Linked DNA regions of Homo sapiens: regions 2 and 3 are each linked to region 1. A link is an interaction called in ENCODE POLR2A ChIA-PET data of the cell type or tissue named here. Cell type or tissue: OCI-LY7. All regions are shown on one strand. Each heading gives the region's core, and the rest is flanking DNA. Links, peaks and the distances in the headings are about the cores only.

What was found. ChIA-PET counts read pairs that join two places held together with the same protein. Peaks named below come from ENCODE experiments on the same cell type or tissue, not always from the same donor. Only the 100,000 strongest peaks of a DNase experiment are listed, where the experiment ranks them.
Region 2: POLR2A ChIA-PET joins it to region 1 with 6 read pairs; 2 of 35 experiments call an interaction of 5 or more read pairs at or near these places.
Region 3: POLR2A ChIA-PET joins it to region 1 with 6 read pairs; 5 of 35 experiments call an interaction of 5 or more read pairs at or near these places.

What each region holds. Positions count from the first base shown.
Region 1 is chr15:52,231,803-52,239,917 of GRCh38, forward strand. MYO5C (myosin VC) reads right to left here. Exons shown (of 41, transcript NM_018728.4): 21 at 7,931-8,077; 22 at 5,680-5,844; 23 at 3,868-3,961; 24 at 820-883. It overlaps LOC105370820 (a long non-coding RNA gene), which reads left to right. Exons shown (of 4, transcript XR_007064638.1): 4 at 4,076-5,524. Among named protein-coding and RNA genes, the nearest start is that of MIR1266, 41 kb to the right of the region's middle. In OCI-LY7, for the core only: no CTCF peak of the experiment used is centred there; DNase peaks (open chromatin) are centred at 1,819, 2,399, 2,949 and 3,599; H3K4me3 peaks cover 2,850 bases; H3K27ac peaks cover 3,290 bases.
Region 2 is chr15:52,499,957-52,508,071 of GRCh38, forward strand. The region is part of intron 1 of MYO5A (myosin VA); the gene reads right to left. It also overlaps the pseudogene EEF1B2P1. Among named protein-coding and RNA genes, the nearest start is that of MYO5A, 25 kb to the right of the region's middle. In OCI-LY7, for the core only: no CTCF peak of the experiment used is centred there; DNase peaks (open chromatin) are centred at 4,025 and 5,355; H3K4me3 peaks cover 2,060 bases; H3K27ac peaks cover 3,598 bases.
Region 3 is chr15:52,559,139-52,567,253 of GRCh38, forward strand. All of the region lies in intron 1 of ARPP19 (cAMP regulated phosphoprotein 19), which reads right to left. Among named protein-coding and RNA genes, the nearest start is that of ARPP19, 5.8 kb to the right of the region's middle. In OCI-LY7, for the core only: no CTCF peak of the experiment used is centred there; no DNase peak of the experiment used is centred there.

The DNA of each region.
Region 1 (8,115 bases), core at 1,649-6,648:
CTTTGACTCCTTAAGAGAAGGGAAGCCCAGATTGGAGTCCTTGGAGGTTAGCAAAGGGTTTGCTATTGAGATAGGAAAGGTGGGCTGGTACAGTACAAGGTCAGGCACCTGCCTTAATTTCTGTGAGGTCCATTACTTACCTTATCTTTTGGGATAAAAGACAAACTAACAAGGACAATAGGTGGGGAAGGAAAGGAGGGAGGTTTATTTCCTAGGCAAGAATCTTAATTCTTGGATTTGGTAGAAGTTGAAGGTGGTGGTAGTCTCTGAATTTTGCACTGTCTTAGCAATAAAGTAAAAAAAAAAGAAAAGAAAGAAAGAGAAAAGAAAGAAAAGGAGAGGAAGGAAAGGAAGGAAAGGAAGGGAAGGAAGGGAGGAAGGGAGGAAGGGAGGAAGGAAGGAAGGAAAAGAAAGAAAATGAAAGAAAGAAGAAAGAAAGAAGGAAGGAGAGAAGGAAGGAAGGAGAGAAGGAAGGAAGGAGAGAAGGAAGGAAGGAGAGAAGGAAGGAAGGAGAGAAGGAAGGAAGGAGAGAAAGAAAGAAGAGAAAGAAAGAAAGGAAAAGAAAAGAAAAGAAAAGAATTCCTGGTGGTCCACTGTACCCACCCAGCAGAAGCTTTATGGACTAGTCTAGAATGTGTTCAGTATCTGACAGTACACATTGTGGAACTTAGCTCTCATAAATCTCTAATCTCACTTCCTAAAAACAGTCACACCCCACTTTCTTGTATCTGTGTCTGCTATATGCAAACTGAGATGGAAAATATAAAACAGCACAGACAGAAGAAAGAAAGTAGCTTTAAGGCAAACTAGATTCCATACATTCTTTGCCGTTCTTCCTTTTGTACATCATCAAAGAGCTGCTTGGTGAGGTTGTCCATTTTTTCTGTAAAAAGAGAATGCTTTTTGAGATATGTCTGCCAAATCAATGCCTTGATTGTTTCATGTTATGTTTAAGAAAGTGAGAATGTCAGGACAATCATGTGATGTTTATTATTAACAGGACTTACAATGAGAGTATAGCTCATTTTTTATAAACAAGAAATAAAGATGAGGGGGTTTCAAAATAATAATTCTCACAAATTTGTCAGATTGGAATTATCAATAAATAGTTTCATTTATAGTACTTTTGTTGGTCTGTTATTTATTAAAGTAGATATTGGCTTTGAGACAATGAATATTATTAAAAATAAATAGAGGCCGGGCGCGGTGGCTCACGCCTGTAATCCCAGCACTTTGGGAGGCCGAGGCGGGCGGATCACGAGGTCAGGAGATCAAGACCATCCCGGCTAAAACGGTGAAACCCCGTCTCTACTAAAAATACAAAAAATTAGCCGGGCGTAGTGGCGGGCGCCTGTAGTCCCAGCTACTTGGGAGGCTGAGGCAGGAGAATGGCGTGAACCCGGGAGGTGGAGCTTGCAGTGAGCCGAGATCCCGCCACTGCACTCCAGCCTGGGCGACAGAGCGAGACTCCGTCTCAAAAAAAAAAAAAAAAAAATTAAAAAAAAAAAAAAATAAATAAATAAATAGAAACCCTTTGGGAAGAAAATGATCCATTTGTGACAAGGTTTCTCGGTCTTGGCACTATTGCTACTTTGGGCTGGATAATTCTTTGCTGTGGAGAGGGGCTGTCCCACGCATTGCAGGATTCTGAGCAGCAACCCTGGCTTCTACCCTCTAGAAGCCAGTAGCACCTCTGCTCCAGTTGTGACAACCCAAATTGTTTCCAGACATTGGCAAATGTCTGGGGGGTGAGGTGGCAGCAAAGCTGAGAACCACTCATCTGTGATAACCAAGAAAATAATCAAGTGTCTGTCTCTATCTGGGAAAGAGGAAGTACAAAAAAGGCAGCTGTTAACACTGAAATACAAGAGTCGCAAACACAAAGTCTGCAGGCCGAAGGGCAGGACGTTCCATGGCTATGACAACCCCACATTCCCAACACACCCATATGCCACAGGGGCCATCAAAATGGGAGAATGGCAGTGCAGCCCCTCAAATGGTGATGTCCCTATTTGCACTAAGCTGATATCTCATCCTTGAGCTCTACCTCACCTCTGAGCCCCACCCCAGAAGGAGTCCTCGGGGTGCACCGTCGATAGCAATTCTCCAAATTACTTTTTTTTTTTAGCCAACAGTTTAATAGTTTGTCTAACATAGTGCCAAATGTTTCTGAATCAAAATGACTGCTTCAGAACGTTGTAAGGCAGCCAGGAAATACTGGGGGAAATGCTCAAGCTTTAATTTAGAAGCCAACACGTTTTATATAACCTCAATTTTCAATTAACCAAAAGCATTGGCTTTAATTCTGGTGCTTACCATCTTAGGCCATTTGCAGATGCGCTAAAGAAGCTGCTCGAATGTGATTTACTTCTCAAGAGGAATGGGATTATGTCCATGTTAAGTTAGAATCTCAAAAAGGAGAAACAGCATTTGATAGCATCCCTGGGTCTTAGGTCACAAGCATAGGTAAAGGTTGGTGCTATTCACAAAACACTGTTTGCCATGTCGGGGGAGGCGCACAGGATAATCAGTTTATAAATATTACATTGAAAGTTTTCATGGACTTTTTGGAAGAGGATGTAAAATTATTCACCCAAACATGACATGGTCTCAGAAACATAATTTTCAGGTTATATTCCTGAGAATTTAAATGCCCTTGTGGGAAATTCTATTTGAAGTTAGGGGGGAAAAAAGCCAAAACAACCACCCAAGAGGAGTGTGCTGTAATAAAAAGGGTGGAGATGAGGAAACCCTTTCCTAACTCAGGTTCAAGGTTTACTCCCGGACCTCTGACATGCTCCTGTTCATCTCTGACATTCACATGGCTTCTGTGCCCACACCATCAGCCCTACAGAGACAGGGTGGAGGGCACGCAGCACCTAGAACAGGAGGGCATGGCCTGCTCCTCGTCAGCACCTGCACAGCCTTTCCTGCCCCAGTGCCCTGGTGTCAGGCTGTTTACTCCCTCTTCACCAACATTCGCTCCTCCCACTCTCCGCCCTGAACTCCCAGGGCTCTGCACTCCTCTGGGCCCCATCATATCCACCATTTGCTGGGCTAGAGGTGCGTGTAGAATCCCCAGGCCTGAACCCTCGTGTTCCTGCTGCCCCCACGTTGGAGCTCAAGGAAGAGATCCCTAGGCAAGATCACTGAGAGTGGTGATTTAAACTATCTGGTCAGGGATCACCAGGCTCTGTTGCCTGTTGCCTTTTCTGGGGTACAACAAGTATTGTCAAGTTGAACTTGAGCTGAAAAGCTCAAATGTGTAGAGCTAGGCTAAGCGTAGCTGTTCCACAGCCCTAAAGGAAGTGATACCTACTGGTTCCAGGGTCTGCCCTTCTTCATTCAGGGCAGGACAGTAGCAGAGGACATGGGTGTCACTTAGGCTAAGTAACTCCGACAGATCAGAATTTTTTCTGCAAATCTTTGGTGAGCACCAAACATGACTGCAGCATTACTCTGACTGTACATCAGGATTACCGTAAAGGTTTTCTAAAATTACGGATGTCTGAACCACCTCTGACACCACCACACACGAATGCGCACACACAGACACACACACACCCATTTCCTGATGCAAAAGCTCCGGGCTCATGGTCCGACCATCTGTACTTTGCAAAGGGCCCAGGAGGTTCTGAGGCACAGAGAGGAAATGCTGTGCTGTCTGACAAAAGACAGAAATAAAACAGACGAATCTGTAGGGCAAAGTTACCACGACTTAAATATGGCTATTCCTTGTGAGCAAAAATTGCCTCACTAAACTAAGTGTACACCAGAGACCCCTGGTTCTAAAACTGGTCAACCCCAGTATTGTTTACTGAGTGACTAAATCAGTGAATGTCTGGATTTGTGCCCCCCAAGCTTTACCTTTTAACTCTTCAGTCTTCTCTTGAAGCTTCAGCTGTATTTGTTCTTTCTGTGTTTCCAGTTCTGAATTATGCTTCTGAAGCTTTGCCAATTTCTAGCAGAGGGAAGGGGGAAAAACAAACTTTTTTGAAAACCTCACTTCAAGTTGTCACCATTGCCTTTCTTCACAAAAAGATGTATATTCTTAAATTAGTTTATTTTTTCTCAGCTCCTGTCTATAGATAACAGCGAGCACCAGCCACTGTAAGACGCTGCCATTTGTTTCACATGCAAGAGCTCAACGTGACTTCAAAGGTGACACTATTCCCGACCTGGCCAGCAATGACTGAAACAAGGAGAAAGGACACATTCAAGGGCTCCTCAATGTCAAGGACATACTTCTTCCTTTTGTCGAGCTTCTCAATAGCCAGGGGACTTTATATGTCGAATATGCTATGATTACACAGTTGATGGCGTAAAGGGGATTCACACTTTGCAACTGTTATGACTCAGGAAGGATGTGTGAGCACAGCAGGATTCCTATCATTTCAACTTCTCCTGGTAAAGTGTCTGCTGGGCTGGCAGCAGGCCCCGTGGTGCTGACTGATGGTGACTGGCAGCTGGCGATGCCCACGGCAGCAGTGTTGGTGCACCCAGCACCGGGTCATGGGGAGGGCAAAGGGATGTCTTCTGGGCCTCCAAGCCACCAACCCTGGGTGCTAGGACTTTGAAAATGCAGCAGAGGCTGGGCACGGTGGCTCACACCTGTAATCCCTGCATTTTGGGAGGCCAAGCGGGGGTGGATCACTGGAGGTCAGGAGTTCGAGACCAGCTTGGCCAACATGGTGAAACCCCACCTCTACCAAAAATACAAAAAATTAGCCGGGCGTCATGGCGCATGCCTGTAATCCCAGCTACTCGGGAGGCTGAGGAAGGAGAATTGCTTGAACCCGGGAGGTGGAGGTTGCAGTGAGCCGAGATTGCGCCACCGCACTCCAGCCCGGATGACAGAGCAAGACTCCGTCTAAAAAAACAAAAAAAAAACAAAATGCAGCAGAGTGGATGATAATAAAGATCACCTTCTTAGAACACACTAGCTCACACTTTTGCAGGGACTCACCATAGGCATTTGGCTACATTATTTCATCTGACCATTTTATTCTCACAACAATTCTGTCAATCTCTTTTTGTTATTCTCATTTTATATAGGAGGAAACTAAAATTCATTATGGTAGGCATTTGGCTAACGTATTTCATCTGATGATTTTATTCTCACAACAATTCTGTCAGTCCTTTTTTGTTATTCTCATTTTTTTATATGAGGAAACTAAAATTCAGAGAGGGTAAGGGACTTTAGCCAAGGCTGCCCAGCCAGACAAAGGCAAGATTTGAATCTAGGGCATCTGGTTTTTATGCTGACTGCTCTTTTCACTACACCAGAGATGAAAACCCTACCCTAGCTTTGCATCGCTGTTCAGGGGAAGACATTTCCAGGGCATAGACCTTAAGGACAAGTGATAGGAGACCAAGGTCATCCTGGAAGAAAGGGAGGCAGCCAGCCAGGGCTCTTTGGGCCTGTCATCATTTTGCAAAACTTGAAAGAAAGAGAAAACCTATGTTGCATTTCTCTCATTATTAACCTCCTCCCTTCCCCTAGACTCTAATCCTCTGATCTCGCCTTTCCTAAAAGGTAGGCTCCCTTTGGTAATGGAAGTTGATAGCAAAATCTGATTTGCTCTGCAGAAATCCACTTCATAGGAAAAGCTGGCAGCGCTCATCTTTTTCACAGAGAGTCCGCATATTTCCATCCCGTCTCACACGCCCGCAGCTGACCTCTTCCACAGCATCCCTGTATCTCTTCCCCTTCTCCTCGTAATTTCGCCTGTGAGTGGCTGCTTTTTCTAGTTCTGCTTCCAGCTTCTGAATCTTTTCCACATCCCCAGCTCGAAGAGCAGCCAGGCTAGTCAGCTTCTCCACCAGCCCATGGTTTTCTTTGTTCTAGAGAAAAGAAAATTCAGATGTTTAGAGGTTAATCCAAACAAAGATGCTGTTCCATTTAATTCTCATAGCCTTTGACACAGCATCCAAATTTGAGAGGTTGCTTTATGCTGATCACACTTATCACTGCACTGACATTTGTTAGCATCTTCTTTGTGGTGAAACAGTATGGCAGATCTTGCTGGGTACACATCTTCCCAAACTGGTGGCTATTTTAATGTGGGAAGTTTCCAATTCTGGCAAACCAGGACAACCCTAGTGTTATGAACTGTGCCCCCCGCCAAAATTCATTTGTTGAAGTCCTAACCCCTGAATTTAGGAATATCGCTGTTTTGAAGACAGGGTCTTTAGAGAGGGAATTAAGGTAAAACCAGCCCTCAGGGTGAGCCCTAGTCCAATAAGATTGGCGTCCTTAGAAGAAAAGGGGATTAAGACACAGACACAGGCATGGAGGGAAGATCATGTGAAGACAGAGGGAGGTGGCAGCCATCTACAAGCTAAGGAGAGAGGCCTCAGAAGAAACCAACCCTGCCAAAACCTTGATATGGGACCTCCAGCCTCCAAAACTGTAAGACACTAAATTTCTGTTGTTTAAGCCACCCAGTCAGTGATACTTTGCTATGACAGTCCTAGCAAACTAACACACCTAGGACAGAGCTCAGGCAGCGTTGGGACTCCCACCAGGCATTGCTCCTGGCCGGCTGCGGCTATTTTTAAGTGCTATTCTGCACAAGCTGTGTAGCATGCAGGCTTGTTACACAACAGCACAATGAGGGAAACCCCACCAGACACCAAGTCTATTTCTTCACCCACTCACCCTTTCATTCAGGACCCCTATGATATAGCTTAAGGCTAAGTTTAAAGCTCACCTTAGGAGAGCCTCAGAATTAGTGGAGACAGGCCTGGGAGTGAGTTTTACGGATCTAGACACTGTGTGTTCCATAGCCCTCCCCACCAACTGAGAGCATATGGATGTTTCTTTTCTTTTCTTTTCTTTTTTGCCTGTTTTTTGAGATGGAGTCTCGTTCTCTGTTGCCCAGGCTGGAGTGCAGTGGCGCGATCTCGGCTCACTGCAAGCTCCGCCTCCCAGGTTCATGCCATTCTCCTGCCTCAGCCTCCTGAGTAGCTGGGACTACAGGCGCCCGCCACCACGCCCGGCTAATTTTTTGTATTTTTAGTAGAGACGGGGTTTCACCATGTTAGCCAGGATGGTCTCGATCTCCTGACCTCGTGATCCACCCGCCTCAGCCTCCCAAAGTGCTGGGATTACAGGCGTGAGCCACCGCACCCAGCTGGATGTTTCTTTTCTTTTGTTTTTTTCTGAGATGGAGTTTTGCTCTTGTTGCCCAGGCTGGAGTGCAGTGGCGCCATCTTGGCCTACTGCAACCTCTGCCTCCCAGGTTCAAGCAATTCTCTTGCCTCAGCCTCCAGAGTAGCTGGGATTACAGGCATGCATCACCACGCCCGGCTAATTTTGTATTTTTAGTAGAGACGGGATTTCGCAATGTTGGTCACGCTGGTCTCGAAGTCCCAACCTCAGGTGATCCGCCCCCCATGGCCTCCCAAAGTGCTGGGATTACAGGTGTCAGCCACCACGCCCGGCCTTGGATGTTTCTTTTCATACCAGTGGGAATGGTATGGGGAATCTTCCCAAACTAGGCAGGGCTGCAGCTAGACCCTAAGGCACCTGTGGGAAAATTAGAAATGGCAGCTCCTCTGAGCTGATGTCATCCCAAGGCAGCACGCTTGGCATGCGGACAGCATCTTTGAGCAAATTAGGAGGTACCTTTGCCTCAAGGCAACACAACTTCACACAGGAACACCTGCCTTGGCAAGCGGAGCCAGGCTGGATCTCAGCCCCACCTGCCCTCTGAGGTAGGCACACTTGTGCAGTATACAACTATACAACCTACACCACCATAGCAACCCTTTACAGTGTACTTCTGTTTCCTAGCTCAGGTGGTCCACGTAAACTGAACCTCCTAACATGGCATAAATTTTAATAGCACAGCTAAGGAACTGCTCCAGAACAAACTACAGCCATGTAAGAAAAAGTAAATGTAAAAGATGCACTATGAGCACCTACCTGATCTTCCAACTTTTTCTGCAAACGCTGGACCCTGTAAGTAAGCTGAATATTAAGCACGAATCGTCGGATACTCTGGAATCTGCGTCTGGCCAGCCACGCCCGTGCGTATTTCTGTAGGATCACAGCCTTATGTTCCTCCAGCATCTTTAAAACAAGATTTTGTGAAACATAAACTGGATCCC
Region 2 (8,115 bases), core at 1,507-6,506, 270 kb after region 1:
GGGATCGCTTGGGTGATCAGAGGATTTTGAGGGTTACAGTGAGCTACAATCACCCCTCTGCACTTCAGCGTAGGTGACAGAGGAATACTGCCTCTTAAAAATAAAAAATAAAATAAATAAAAATTTGAGGAACTGACATACTGTTTTCCATAGTGGCTGCATTTTACATTATCACCACCCGTGCACAAGAGTTCCAATTTCTCCACATCCTCTTCAACATTTGTATTTTTTTGTTTTTGTTTTGTGTGATAATAGGCATGAAATGATATTTCATTGTAGGCTAGATTTGCATTTCCCTAATGATTAATGATGTTCAGCATCTTTTCATGTGCTTATTAGCCATTTGTATATATTCTTGGAGAAATGTCTATTCAAATCCTTTGCCCATTTTTTTTTTTTTTTTTTTTGAGATGGAGTTTCGCTCTTTTTACCCGAGCTGGAGTGCAATAGCACGATCTCAGCTCACTGCAACCTCTGCCCCTAGGGTTCAAGTGATTCTCCTGCCTCAGCCTCCTGAGTAGCTGGGATTACAGGCGTGCGCCACCAGGCCCAGCTAATTTTTTGTATTTTTAGTAGAAACGGGGTTTCACCATGTTAGCTAGGCTGGTCTCAAACTCCTGACCTCAGGTGATCCGCCCGCCTCGGCCTCCCAAAGTGCTGGGATTACAGGTGTGAGCCACCATGCCTGGCCTCTTTGCCCATTTTTCAACAGGGAGTTTAATAGGGTTCTTTGGTTGTTTGTCGTTGAGTTGTAGAAATTCTTTATGGATTTTCTTTTATTTGTAGCCTTTCTTAGTACCCTCCAAATCAGTTCATTCAGGTAGCTTTCTCCTTTTCTCTCCCTTCTCTCAAAAAACGTTCTTCTTAGTTCATGCCTAATCCAAGAGGCTAATCCCAACACCAAAAAATGGATCAGGAGTGAGGCATCTCAATTCTAAAAGCATCAAACAATGCTTTAAATATATTATAAAATATATTTAAATATTGTTTGTATTGTGTGTATACACAAAATCAGAAAACTTTTTTTTTTTGAGACGGAGTCTTGCTCTGTCGCCCAGGCTGGAGTGCAGTGGCAAGATCTTGGCTCGCTGCAAGCTCCGCCTCCCGGGTTCACGCCATTCTCCTGCCTCAGCCTCCCGAGTAGCTGGGACTACAGGCGCCTCCCACCAGGCCCGGCTAATTTTTTTTGTATTTTTAGTAGAGATGGGGATTTACCTTGTTAGCCAGGATGGTCTCCATCTCCTGACCTCATGATCCACCCGCCTCGGCCTCCCAAAGTGCTGGGATTACAGGCGTGAGCCACCGCGCCCAGCCAGAAAACGTTTTTTTTTTACTCAAAAATGTCTCTTTGAAATACCTTTGGCCAGGTGTGGTGTCTCATGCCTGTTATCCCACCATTTTGGAAGGCCAAGGAGGGAGGATCGCTTGAGCCCCAGGGCTCAAGACCAGCCTAGGCAACATTGTGAGGCCCCGTTTCTACAAAAAAATACAAAAATTAGCTGGGCGTGGTGGTGTGTCTGTAGTTCCAGCTGCTTGGGAGACTGAGGTGGGAGAATTGCTTTAGCCCAGGAGTTCAAGGCTGCAGTGAGGTATGATTGTGCCACTGTACTCCAGCCTGGATGACAGAACAAATCCCTGGCTCTAAATAATAAAAATAAAAATAAGATAAAATTGAAAAAGGAATATATTTGTTTACACTACTTGAAAAAAGAAAATATTTGTTTTTTTCTGATTATAAAAGAATGTATGTTGATTATAACAATTCAGATATTACATAATTGAATAAAGTATTAATAGAAAATGAAAATCTCCCAAAACCCTCTTGCCCACAGAAAAAAATATTTTAAGCAGTCTAAACAGTCTAGTATAAACTTCCATAACATAGGCATACACACAGACACACACACACATACATATACTACACACACACACACACACACACACACACACACACTGTATTTTACTTTTCTCTATTTAACAATATATCCTAGACATTTATCCATATTAATATGAGATGCTGTTAATTATCTTTTTTAAATAGTGGTCAAGATAGTATTTATATATATAAACTAATATTAAATTTTTGTTTGGGAGGCCAAAGCGGGCAGATCACCTGAGGTCAGGAGTTCCAGACCAGCCAGGCCAGTGAAACCTCGTCTCTACTAAAAATATAAAAATTATCCGGGCATGGCGGCACACACCTGTAATCCCAACTACTCAGGAGGCTGAAGCAGGAGAATTGCTTGAACCTGGGAGTCAGAGGTTACAGTGAGCCAAGATCGCGCCACTGCACTCCAGCCTATGCAACAGAGTGAGACTCCATCCCAATACATATATACATACATACATACATACATAAATTTTTGAAATTCACAAAACCTGACAAAATGGATTCTAATTAGATCAGAAGTACTTCAGGGTCTAACACTGAACAACAGAGAGTAGAGACAAAATATAAAATAAAGCTCGTAATTATTCTGTATCATTTGTACATAAGATCTAAATATTTAATAGTGCTGTAATTGCAGACTTGCCATATTTACCTATAGTGCATTTACAAACTCTCTTTCTCACTCCAAACCAGAAATAATATAACCTCTGACCATACCACATCTATAGAAGTGTCTGATCAGTAAGGCCAGCCATTTCCAAAACTTTTAGTAAGAGAACAGAGAGGATACCAACCTAGTTGACAAATGTAAAAGGCAGATGAACACATACAGGGGTTTGCAAGTGTCAGCCTCCATTTAAAGTAATCAATTCTCTCATTGTGCCATTAGTAAATAACATTTTGGTTGATTTCTTCAGTTACACAAAGAATTAGTGTCTTCCTTTATGATTAAGGAAACAGAGATTGCCTTGTAAGTCTCAGCAAACGATACAAATTTAAGTACAAGTTGAAATCCTGTCATTTGGAGCAACATGGATAGAACCAGAGGTCATTATGTTAAGTGAAATAAGCCAGGCACAGAAAGACAAATATCACATGTTCTCATTCATATGTGAGAGCTAAAAAAGTAGGTCTCATGAAGACAAGAGAGTAGACTGGTGGATACCAGAGGCCAGGCAAGGTAGCAGGGACGGGGAGATAAAGAGAGGTTGATTAATGGGCACAAATATTAATATACAGTTTGATAGAAGAAATAAGATCTAGTGTTCAACAGATCAGTGGGATAACTACAGGTTACAATAATCTACTGTATATTTCAAAATAGCTAACAGACTAATTTGAATGTTTCTAGCATAAAGAAAAAACAAATAGGGAAGGTGATGGCTATCCCAATTACACTGATTAGATCTTTATAAATTATATCAATGTATTAAATTATAACATTACCCGCAAAATATGTACATCTATTATGTATCAATAAAAAATAAATTTAGGCTGGGCATGGTGGCTCACACCTGTAAATGCCAGCACTTTGGGAGGCCAAGGTGGGAGGATCTCTTGAGTCAAGGAGTTCAGGACAAGGAGTTCAGCCTGGGCAATATAGTGAGATGCTGTCTCTAAAAAAAAAAATAAAGAAATTTGCCAGGCATGGTGGCGCATATCTGTAGTTCCAGCTACTCAGGAGGCTGAAGTGGGAGGATCACTTGAACCTGGGAGGATGATGCAGTGAGCTAAGATTGTGCCATTGCACACCAGCCTGGGTGACAGAGCAAGACCATGTCTAGGAAAAATAATAATAAATTTACAAAAATAAATTTTAGAAACAACAAAACTGAATGAAATAAAAACTGAATCAAAAAAATTAAGTAAGTGGAAACTTATTATGTTCGTCTCCTGATATGGTCAAATTTTCTTAATTTCCTAACTACTTTTTTTCCACAAGGGTCCTATGTATTTTCTCACTTCTAAGAGGTATTATCTACCTCTACTTTAACTTTCCATACCAAATGAACAAATTTACCAAACATTTTACCATTAATCTAAAACTTAACAGGAATGGGTTAGCACATGATCGACATTGCTTTACCATCAACTTCACATAAGTGTTCAGAAACCAGGCGGAAGTGAAACCCTAAGTTGAAGGAGCTTTTAACGCTTGCATGAAAATTTTCTAGACCTTCAAAGGCTGTTGCTGCTGTTTCTCCTTCTTTTTTTTTTTTTTTTTTTGCCTTTTTAAATATCTTGTTCTCTTCTTTCCCCCACTGAAATTCAAGAATTTGCAGATACCATAAACTTGGGATATCCTAGAAACAACCATGGTTAGAAAACTGATATGTTTCTACACACTCATCCTTTAATTGATGTCCTCCACCCACTCACTCTTACTCATACCCAGCTAGCTTCTCCCATATTATTGAAACTTCAATCCTTGCCTCTGTCATGTTCAGGTTTCTAAGCCTGGGGAAGATAACACTTTAAAATGCCGTAAGTACAGTGGGAAAGGACTGAGGAGGTAGCCAGAAAACCTAGAAATTATGACTAGGACTGGATTCTTTGGCATTAATACCCATGTTTTGCAATGTCCAAAGCATGACTAGAATTGATCTTTCACCCCCGAATGCTGTCATATTCCCATATTACCTGTATTTCTGTGCCTAAATAACACCATATAGACAAATTCTCCAATTTTATATTAACTTTATTCACATTGAAGCTGCCACATCTTACATTAGGAATGCTTTCAGCTACAAGGAACAGAAAAGTCTGACAGAACGCTGGGCGAGGTGGCTCACGTCGGTAATCCCAGCATTTTGGGAGACCAAGGCGGGTGGATCGCGAGGTCAGGAGTTCAAGACCAGATGGTGAAACCCTGTCTCTACTAAAAATACAAAAATTAGCCGGGCATGGTGGCGGGCACCTGTAATCCCAGCTACTCAGGAGGTTGAGGCAGAGAATTGCTTGGACCCAGCAGGCAGAGGTTGCAGGGAGCTGAGATCGCACCACTGCACTCCAGCCCGGGCGACACAGCGAGACTCCATCTCAAAAAAAAAAAAGAAAAAAGAAAAGTCTGACAGGTAGGTTAAACTCTTAGGAGTTTGTATCCTTAACAAGAAGTCCAGAGAAGGTTATCTCGGGGCTATTCTGGCAGCTCAATAATGTCGTTAAGAACTCAGACTCGGCAGTTCCCATTATCTTCGGGAGCTGTGGAGGTAGGAATTTAAGACAGGCCCATTTTATTAATTTATTTTCAAATGCAACAAAAGGTCCAAGGACAATCTGTGGGCCACTTAATTCAGGGCCCTCAATTCGTACATGGAGAACTCTCAGATACAGCCAAAGCCATGGGTTTTGGAGACCTGAAAAGCCCCGCCGGCCTCCAGGTGCTCAATGATTACCTGACAGACAAGAGCTACATCAAGGGGTATGTGCCATCACAAGCAGATGTGGCAGTATTTGAAGCAGTGCCCCGCCCACTGCCTGCCGACTTGTGTCATGCTCTATGTTGGTATAATCACATCAAGTCTTACGAAAAGGAAAAGGCCAGCCTGCCAGGAGTGAAGAAAGCTTTGGGCAAGTATGGTCCTGCAGATGTGGAAGACACTACAGGAAGTGGAGCTACAGATAGTAAAGATGATGATGACATTGATCTCTCTGGATCTGATGATGAGGAAGAAAGTGAAGAAGCAAAGAGGCTAAGGGAAGAACGTCTTGCACAATATGAATCAAAGAAAGCCAAAAAACCTGCACTTGTTTCCAAGTCTTCCATCTTATTAGATGTGAAATCTTGGGATGATGAGACAGATATGGCGAAATTAGAGGGCGTCAGAAGCATTCAAGCAGACGTCTTAGTCTGGGACTCATCTAAACTAGTTCCAGTGGGATACAGAATTAAGAAACTTCAAATACAGTGTGTAGTTGAGGATGATAAAGTTGGAACAGATATGCTGGAGGAGCAGATCACTGCGTTTGAGGACTATGTGCAGCCCATGGATGTGGCTGCTTTCAACAAGATCTAAAATCCATCCTGGATCATGGCATTTAAATAAAAGCTTGAAAGATTAAAAAAAAAATTTTTCAGACTCTTGGCTGGGCGCAGTGGCTCATACCTGTAATCCCATCACTTTGGGAGGCTGAGGAGGGCAGATATCTTGAGGTCAGGAGTTCGAGACCAGCCTGGCCAATATGGCAAAACCCTCTCTCTACTAAAAAAATATGAAAATTAGGCCGGGCGCTGTGGCTCATGCCTGTAATCCCAGCACTTTAGGAGGCCGAGGCAGGCAGATCACGAGGTCAGGAGATCGAGACCATCTTGGCTAACGCAGTGAAACCCCGTCTCTACTAAAAATACAAAAAATTAGCCGGGCATGGTGGCAGGCACCTGTAGTCCCACCTACTTGGGAGGCTGAGGCAGGAGAATGACGTGAACCCGGGAGGCTGAGCTTGCAGTAAGCCAAGACTGCGCCGCTGCACTCCAGCCTGGGTGACAGAGCGAGACTCTGTCTCAAAAAAATAATAATAATAAAATGAAAATTAGCTGGGCGTGGTGGCACACACCTGTAATCCCAGCTACTCAGGTGGCTGAGGCGTGGGAATCACTTGAACCTGGGAAGTGGAGGTTACAGTTAGCCGAGATCGCGCCATTGTACTCCAGCCTGGGCAACAGAGTGAGACCCTTTCTCAAAAAAAAAAAAAAAAAATTCAGTCCCTTGGCCAGATGCAGTGGCTCATGCTTGTAATCCAGCAATTTGGGAGGACAAGGAGGGCGGATCTCTTGAGGTCAGGAGTTCAACACCAGCCTGGCCAACATGGTGAAACCCTGACTCTACTAAAAATACAAAATTAGCCGGCGTGGTTGCCTGCACCTGTAATCCCAGATACACAGGTGGCTGAGGTGTGACAATCACTTGAACCCGAGAGGGGGAGGTGGCAGTGAGCCGAGATTGTGCCACTGCACTCCAGCCTGGGCTATAGAATGAAACGCTGTCTCAAAATAAAAAAAAGAATTCAGATTCTGTCTTTCTGCTCTACCTTCTTAGCTTGTTAACTTTTCATTCTGAGGCTTGTCACCTTATGATTACAATTTGGCTGCCAAAGACTCCATATATCACATTACATACTTAAGGATGGAAGAAAGAGAGTATATATACAAACAAATGTTTCTATTCCTTTTATGAGAGAAGCTACTTTTTTTTCCCCCTGTAGAGGTCTTCCAGAAGATTTCTGGTTATATCACATTAGCCAGAACTAAATCACACAGCTGGCCCTAACTGCAAGGGAAGTTAGAAAAAGGCATATTTGTCTTCGAACCTCTATAACAGAAGGAGAAATGGGTTTGGAACTGACTTTAGGATTCAAGCAACAGTTTATGACACATGTCTATATTACACATAAAATGCTAATTATGCTAGTTAATTACAACTGGGTGCAGTACCTTTAAAAGCCCTCGTTTAGAATACAGTTCTCCTTTCCAGCAGAAAACTGGTTAAGAATGTTGATGATGGAAACATTAAAAAGGGACTGGAATGAAAGTTACAGCTTTGTCAGATGGTGCTGACATTGCTGAGTTGTAGACAGATTACAATCGAAAGAGTATCCATAGCCAAATCCTAACTAGAATGAAGGGAAAATTTTAATAGTGTACATAGCTGATGTCCTAAAACGTTCCAGAAGCTTTAAGAGTGTGATAAGGGCCTGGTACAGGGACTCACACCTGTAATCCCAGCACTTTGGGAGGCCAAGGCAGGAGGATCACTTTAGCCTAGGAGCAGACCAGCCTGAGCAACATGGCAAAACCCCAACTCTACAAAAAAATACAAAAATCAGCAGGGCATAGTGGCATGCACCTGTAGTCCCAGCCGAAGTGGGAGGATCACTTGAGCCTGAGAGGTCGAGGCTGCAGTGAGCCATGATCCCACCACTACACTCTAGCCTGAGCAACAGAATGAGACCCTGTCCCCAAAAAAAAAAAAAAAAAGTGTAATAACTAGAGATCTATCTAGGGCTACCACTTTTTTAAAATAAGAAAATAGATTTTTATAAATTATTTAAAATAGACAAGCCAATAATGCTACCTAAGAGTTAACATTAAGGGACTCTATTATGATATGCCAAGTACTGGGCTTTACATATATATGTATGTATCTAATCTCTCAACTGCCCTATCAGGAAAGTACATTCACTAACTTGCTTATGGTCACACAAGGAGAAGCTCAACCTAACTCTAG
Region 3 (8,115 bases), core at 1,507-6,506, 330 kb after region 1:
CATCCATTTATGTTATCTCTTTACAGTGGCCACGTCATTCACTCACTTGACATGCACGACATTCAATTATGTGCACTTAGCCAGAAATAGAGAATTTAAATAGTGGTGAGTCTACCAGTCATTCCATTCAAGAAGGGTATGCTCCAGAGAGGTAAGTGTGAGGTATGTGATGCAAACCTGCCATTCCCACGTTAGTCTCTCGTTGGGTATCTTGCAGAGCATAAGTACATCAACATGCTGTTTATCATTGCAGTGTTTAAAATCTCAGCCCGTACAATACAAGCCTATTACCTTAGCTAGCACTCAACTTAAGAATCACCCTAGCCATCTAGCCATCTGTTCAAACGCTGGACATAAAAGTGACTACCTGCTCTACTGAGAATTGATGGGGCAGTCTCCAATATGATTATGCCTTCTCTAGAATTTTGTCAAGGGTGATTTTAGCTATATGTGATTTTTTTCCCTTACTAACATTAGAACCTAACCCCATGTAAGATATGACTATACCATATTCATCACCAAAGCCAGAGAAATAAACATAAATGTAAGATTACCAAGTTTAATGTAGGAAGGCGGGCTGAGTCACTGCACAGCTTCGATGTGGCTCAGCCCTCACTGCAGATATCTACTGCAGCCCAAGGGTGTTCTCAGTGCTGCAGTTTAGAAGTGGATGTGGGAGGAGAGGCCTACTCTTGGGTTTCCCTGCACAGCTGGCTTCAAATAATTTTGGCTGAAAAGGATCCCAAGCTAATTGTCACCCTTTAGTCCCTGCACCTTCAAATTAAGGGTGTTACTGGAGTCCTACATTTCCAATAAAAATTCAGCTTTCTTGAGCCTAGGAAGTGAGAGCTCTCCACTTCTTCCTTTGATTTGAAATAGTTCTCCAAGTCTAATAGTTCCCCGAATTCCTTAAAAATTTTTAAAGGAAAATTGTATGTAGGTAGCAACTTACTCTGGTTTCCAGTGTTTCTGCAGGTTTCCTCCATTTGATATATAAAGGAAAATACCTTGTACACAATCCGGGCATTCCCTTATTTTCTTTTTCTTTTTTTTTTGCCATGTTGGCCAGGCTGGTCTCGAACTCCTGACCCCAGGTCATCTGCCCGCCTCGGCCTCCCAAAGTGCTGGATCACAGGCATGAGCCACTGGGCCCAGCCGCATTCCCTTGTTTTCTTAATAAGGAATACATTGATATATCATATTAAGCATGCTTAATTAAATTAAAAAATGTTTGGGTAAAACAGCATCTATGAGCTGCAAATGTCATTTATATTTAGAATGAATTTATAACATGTCTTAGAAAAAAACAAGCCGATTCTTGAACTTTCTTGCCAAATACATAGCACAACTGAAAGCCCCTGCTAGCTGCAACTTCCTAACTGGATTCAGAATTTCAGTTGGATTTAACAGGGGGGAAAAGATGACCTAATCTAGATTTTTAAATGTGGTAAACACCATTAAGACTTCCACAAAAGTTTTCATGAATCCTACAGAAACATTCTACAGAGCTAGGCAGTTCTAGGACCTTAATGATAAGTTAGTTCAAGTGCTTGGACATGCATTAATATTCTGACAGTTACTGAGTTCTTATTAGGTTCTGTCAACGGCATCTATGCCAGATTAAAAGGCATGAGAGAAAGAATCCATTCTGCTCCTGGTGATGCCACCACCAACAGCAGACAGCAGTCGCCCCTGTGAGCTCCTACAGAGGGACATATGGCAGATAAACAGGGGCTCTAGTAGCAGCTACACGACAAGGGAGGCAGACGATGGTGGACTCTGAACAGTACTCATCCTTGCAGGGTCAAAGGCTTTCTGTAATCCTTACCTCTGGAAACACCATCTTCCTCCCTTTTGTTCCTCTATTCCTTCTAATAATTTGTAACCTTATTCCCTAAAAATCATATTCCTTCCTTTTTAAAAACATGCAAAGTGGTTTCTGCTCCTGTCTCCCAACAGGACACTGATAAAAGCAGGTAAAATAAGCGATTTATCCACAGTCATGTTCAAAAATGCAAAATAGAACACAATTTGATGTGACTCCACGTTTCTGGACCTCAAGGGAATTCCTAAACATTTACTTAAGCTAGAATGAAAACAAAGGGGAGATAAGCCAATAGTTATTTATTTGTTTATTTTTTCCAAAAAGAATCACAGAAAGATTAAATCATAAACTAATCAAGCTTTGGGTTAAATAGGTTAGGATGTAAGGGATAAAGGACAGGAATGACTATTACTAAACAAAGAAAATTGGTATATACATACACATATACTGATAACAAGTCAATATTGTAATTTTAATATCTTTATCATGTGGAGTTAAAAAAGAAAAGAATACTATAACAGTACCATATTTTTAGTTTAAGTGTTCTATGGTCCTGTATAATTTAGAAAAGGGTTTATAATCTTAATTTTTACATCTTGTTTAGTTAAGAATGCATGAAAAATTTCAAGGGGAACCAATTAAATAGCAGAAATAAAAAGGAGTGTTGGGGAGAGCAAGAAAGGAAGAAAAATAAAAAAAATTTTAAATACCAAAAAGAAACCAAACATAAGGAGAAACAAATCCCAATATGTTAATAACCACAATAACCATACTGAAGCAACAGACTGTCCATTTAAATCCAGTGGCTGGATTAAGGAAAAAAAAAAAACCTAGCCACTTGTGGAGTACACATTTAAAAAAATCTAAAAACAAGGACATAGGTTGAAAGTAAAAAGACTGAGGGTGGGTGGTGGTGGTAACATACCAGGCAAAAAATCCTTACCAAAACAGAGCTAGTGCAGTGCACCTACTTTTTTTTTTTTTTTTTTTTTTATTAAGATACATGGTCTTCCTATGTTGCCCAGGCTGGTCTAGAACTCCTGGCCTCAAGCAATCCTCCTGCCTTGGCCTCCCAAAGTGCTGGGACTGCAGGCGTGAGCCACTGTGCCACTAATAAAATGGCATGAAAATATACAAAGCAAAAACTGACAGAACTATAGGGAGCAACTGACAAGTCCACTACTATGGAATTCAACACAGCTTCCTCAATTATTGATAGCTATAAAAGATAAAGTAGTTAAGATACTTGATTTTAATTTTACATCTAACAATTAGGGAATGCATAGTCTTCCACAGCACAAATGGAAAAACTGACTAATACTAGGCCATAAAGCAAATCTTAACTATTTTCTTCCAGACCACCATCTATGACTGCAATTCATTAAAGTCAGTAACAACAAAAAAATTATAAATCTCTAATATTTAGAAATTAAAAACATACTTCTAAATAATTCCTGGTTAAAAAAGAAAGCACGAGTATTTAAAAAAAATAGGAGTTCTAGACCTACCCGGGCAACACAGTAAGACCTTGGCCTTTACAAAAAAAATTTAAAAATTAGATAGGTGTCGTGGTAGATGCTTATATGCCTATAGTCCTGGCTGCTTGGGAGGCTGAGGTGGGAGGGTCACTTAAGCCTACCCTGGGAGACAGAGTGAGACCCTGTTTCTTTAAAAACAAACAAACAAAACCCTACACATACCAAAACTTGTCAGGTATAGCAAGTATCTCTCAAGGGCTTATATCAGAGAAGAAAGCTAAATCTCAATGAGCGATGCATCCAATTTAAGAAGTTAGACAAAGAAAGGAGCCCAAAGAAAATGGAGAAATAAAAAGCAGAAATTAATGAAAAAGATACAATAGAAAGGGCCAACAAAGGGGGTGGATATGGCAAGCTTAAGAAGTTTTTTTTTTTTTTTTTTTTGAGACAGAGTCTCACTCTGTCGCCCAGGCTGGAGTGTGGTGGCACGATCTCGGCTCACTGCAACCTCCACCCCTCCCCACGCTGGGTTCAAGTGATTCTCCTGCCTCAGCCTCCCGAGTAGCTGGGATTACAGGTGCCCATCACCGCACCTGGCTGATTTTTGTATTTTTAGTACAGACAGGGTTTCACCATCTTGCCCACGCTGGTCTTGAACTCCTGACCTCGTGATCCATCTGCCTCTGCCTCCCAAAGTGCTGGGATTACAGGTGTGAGCCACCGTGAAGAAGTATTTTTTATGATTCAAATCTGGTTTTGAAGTTTCATTCTCCAAGAAGCCTTTGTGTTACACAGCAATTTTACTACATTTTAAAAATAGATGCTGTAATGTAAATGGATTTACTTAGGTAAGTAGCTTCTAAATTGATAATAGGGTCCGCAGAAGGCAGAATTCTGAACTTTTGGCTATTGGCTACAAGCTGGGAAAGGAACCCCAGGATATGGTAACACAGATACATGTTTACACACAGATACATGTATACGATGTATGTATCCAAAAAACAAAAACAAAAATCTTAAGAACAGTATTTTTAATAATAGTTATTGTCTCGGCATGTGCATTTTTGTGAATTGTACCACTGAAATACATCAGAAATCCTTTCTGTGAATAGGTGGGGTATAAGTTATAAATATATACACGTAAAAAGGACACTCAAATAACTAAGGATTATTTTGTAGTCTATTATACACTGAGCAGAATTATGTCTCAATGACTGATACCACTTTTCAGCCTTCGGCAGAGGAGGGTTATACAGCAACGTCAGCAATAAAAATCTGACCACTCTAAGCAAATTCTCCTCTATCTGCTCAGCAACATGTTGACTGATGCACTGATTGACGAATAACTAGAAAGGATTAATGAAAGCCAACAAATCCTTTGGGATACTGCCAGGAAGGTACCAATACTGTATCAAGCTCTATGGAAAATTACTGTTGTCATTCTATTAAGTCTTTGTTTGCCTAGTGCCTAGCATTTAATGAATGTTCAATAAAAGTTCATTCATCTGAATGAAAAAATACAATGTACTTGTTTCCATAAAGCTATAAAGCTAAGAAACTTTCTTCACACTTGAGGATTTCACCATCAGCTCATCTTTAATATTTTATGTTATAGTAAACACAGCTTCTGGATTAGAAGTTAAGTATTCAAGTCTTGCACAAACAAAAGAAGCAACCCTAACAAACTGTTGTATCGCAAACTGCTAAGACGGCTAAGAGAAACATTTAAAAACTTTTCTGAGGTTTACCTCTAGGCTGTTAGGAATCGATGGTTGCAGAGACCAAGGGAGCATGTTGTGTTCACTCTGAATAGAAATAGAAAACATGGATGAGGCGGTTGCTCACACCTGCAGTCCCAGCTACTTGGAGGCTGAGGTGGGAGGCTAGGTGAACCCAGGAGTTCAAGGCGGCAATATGCTATCATTGTGCCATTGCACCCCAGCCTGGGCGACAGAGTAAGACCCTGTCTCAAACATAACAAAAACATTCTTCAGCCTTTAGGTAACCAAAAGTAGTTGTCAAAAGAGCTCCTGAAAATACCAATATGAACTCCTATTTTTAAAATACTGGAAGCATGGGAAAACAATTTATATCTCTTTATGGTTGATATATTAAAATAATGCAGATAAAGGTTCTTTTCCTCTTCTACCACTCATAAAGGCACCAACCTGTATCTCTTACCTGACAAATAATTTCATTGACAGCTTTCCTGTGGGTATCCTTTCCAAGACATATTAGTTTGGTGAGTCTTATAACCTCTAGAAAACTTGCTATTGAGATCTTAAAAAAAAAATTAAGGCCACAACACAAACGAAAAAATATATACACACATCACTGTAGTTTCGTTCAAGAGTTCTTAAGTGGGTCTAAGCTAAGGTTTTCATCTTACCATGGTCTATTCTTCTCTGTGGTACTAGCATTGTCATTTGTTTTGAAATAGTACTTTGGCAAAGGTTTTAACAGAAAAGTTCTGAGGAAAATCCATTCAACCATTTTGTAAATAATGTCAAGCACAATGTTGAGTGCTGTGAGAGAACAGATATATAAACCAGGGTCCCTGAGCATAAGCTGCTCACAGTGCAATTAAAATTACCATCTTTTTTTTTTTTTTTTTTGAGACAGGGTCTCCCTCAGTCACCCAGTGGCGCCATCAAAGCTCACTGTGGTGCCATCAAAGGTCCCTGTGGTTTTGACCTCCTGGAGGTCAAGTGATCCTCCCCTCAGCCTCTGGAGTAGGTGGGACTACAGGTGTAGATTTATTATTTTAGAGACGGGGTTTTGCTATGTTGCCCAGGCCGGTCTCAAACTCCTGGCCTCAAGCGATCTTCCCACCTTGGCTTCCCAAAGTGCTGGGATTACAGGCAAGAGCCACCCTGTAGGGCCAGAATTATCTGTTTTAAGTTTCCACTTGCCTCTTCTCCCCTCCAGGACTAGTACACATGCCTTAGCTTACTGCTGATAGATTCATGAGATCTGTACTCAAAACTTTTAAATGTTTTGTTTTCACTTCAGTGGTTATCTCAAAGGCAAATATAAGCATATTCTGGGGAATCTGAATCACCACGTTGCATCTAAGTAGTGCTATGTGGGTTCTGCATCTGAGCTTTCTTTGACAAAGACTCAGCAGGTTACTCCAACTGTCCAAGAAAATGAGAAAAGAATGGAGCTGAACTTAAAATGTGATTGTATCTATGACTCTGGAAACTTAGTGACCTCATAGTTTACTCTTAAAAGGGGAACTGAGCCACCACATGGCCTAGGGGAGTGTTTACTTGACAAACTCAAAAACTCCCTCAACTTTTAACAATTGCTGCCATATTCCAAATACATTGGAAATTTAGTTTCAGCAAAATACCAAGCACACAATCAAAAATTTAGACTGGCTTTGTTGTATTTAATCTGTTTTAGTTTAAATTTTATTTTATTTTTTTGAGATGCAGTCTCACTCTGTTGCCCAGGCTAGAGTGCAGTGGCACGATCTCGGCTAACTGCACCCTCCGCCTCCCAGGTTCAAGCAATTCTCCTGCCTCAGCCTCCTGAGTAGCTGGAACTACAGGTGCGTGCCACCACACCCGGATAATTTTTGTATTTTTTAGTAGAGAGGGGGTTTCCCCATATTGGCCAGGCTGGTATCGAACTCCTGACCTCATGATCCGCCAGCCTCGGCCTCCCAAAGCGCTGGGATTACAGGTGTGAGCCACCGTGCCCGGCCAAATTTTATTTTATTTATTTTCTGACACAGAATCTTGTTCTGTTGCCCAGGCAGGAGTACAGTGGTATGATCTCAGCTCACTGCAACCTCTGCCTCCTGGGTTCAAGCAATTCTTATGCCTCAGTCTCCCGAGTAGCTGGGATTATAGGTGTGGGCCACCATGCCTGGCTAGTTTTTGTACTTTTAGTAAAGACAGGGTTTCACCGTGTTGGCCAGGCTGGTCTTCAACTCCTGGCTTCAAGTGATCCACTCGCCATGACCTCCCAAAGTGCTGGGATTACAGCTGTGAGCCACAGCACAGGCCTTTTAAATTTTTAAAAAATATTTTAAAAGTAGCTCACTGTAGCCTCGAACTCCTGGTCTCAAGTGATCCTCCCACCTCAGCCTCCCAAGTAGCTGGGACTACAGGCCTACAGACATGCCACCACACCTGGCTAATTTTTATTTTATTTTATTTTATTTTGTAGAGACAGAATCTTACTATGTTGACCAGGCTGGTCTCAAACTCCTGGCCTCAAGCAATCCTCCTGCCTCAGCCTCCCAAAGTGCCAGAATTATAGGCAAGAGCCACCACGCCTGGCTGTTTTAGTCTTAGAGTGGTATACAAGTTAAGAGATAAGAGTTTATACTTATTTTTTATGTTTGTACATATTGTTTCCTAATACAAGACAGGAATCTATCTGGTTTTCTTCTCTTACCAAGGGTGCACACACCACTCAAGATAGAGAAAGTGACTTAGCTTTTACTCCATGCAAGGCCCAGCTATCTACCTTAATTCTTTAGCGGCAACAGGCAACCTACCAGTAAACTATAAAGGTATTTTTAGCTGAATACTTTGGCTTTAAGTGGAAGGTCAATTGGGTACACAGACAATAACTTAATTTTTTAGGTCATCGAACTGATCTTCCAAATAGAAGAAACAGGTGATTTGGCCCACAGGAACACAGAAGTGACTGTGCACATTTTCTTCATGGTTAGGGACACCATCCACGCCACAGGCACTTAGCATTTACAGCCAATCCTCAATTTAAGAAGGAACATTATATTCCTAACACACTTTGGTTGATTTTAATGACAGCAGCTAAAACCAAAGCACCTTA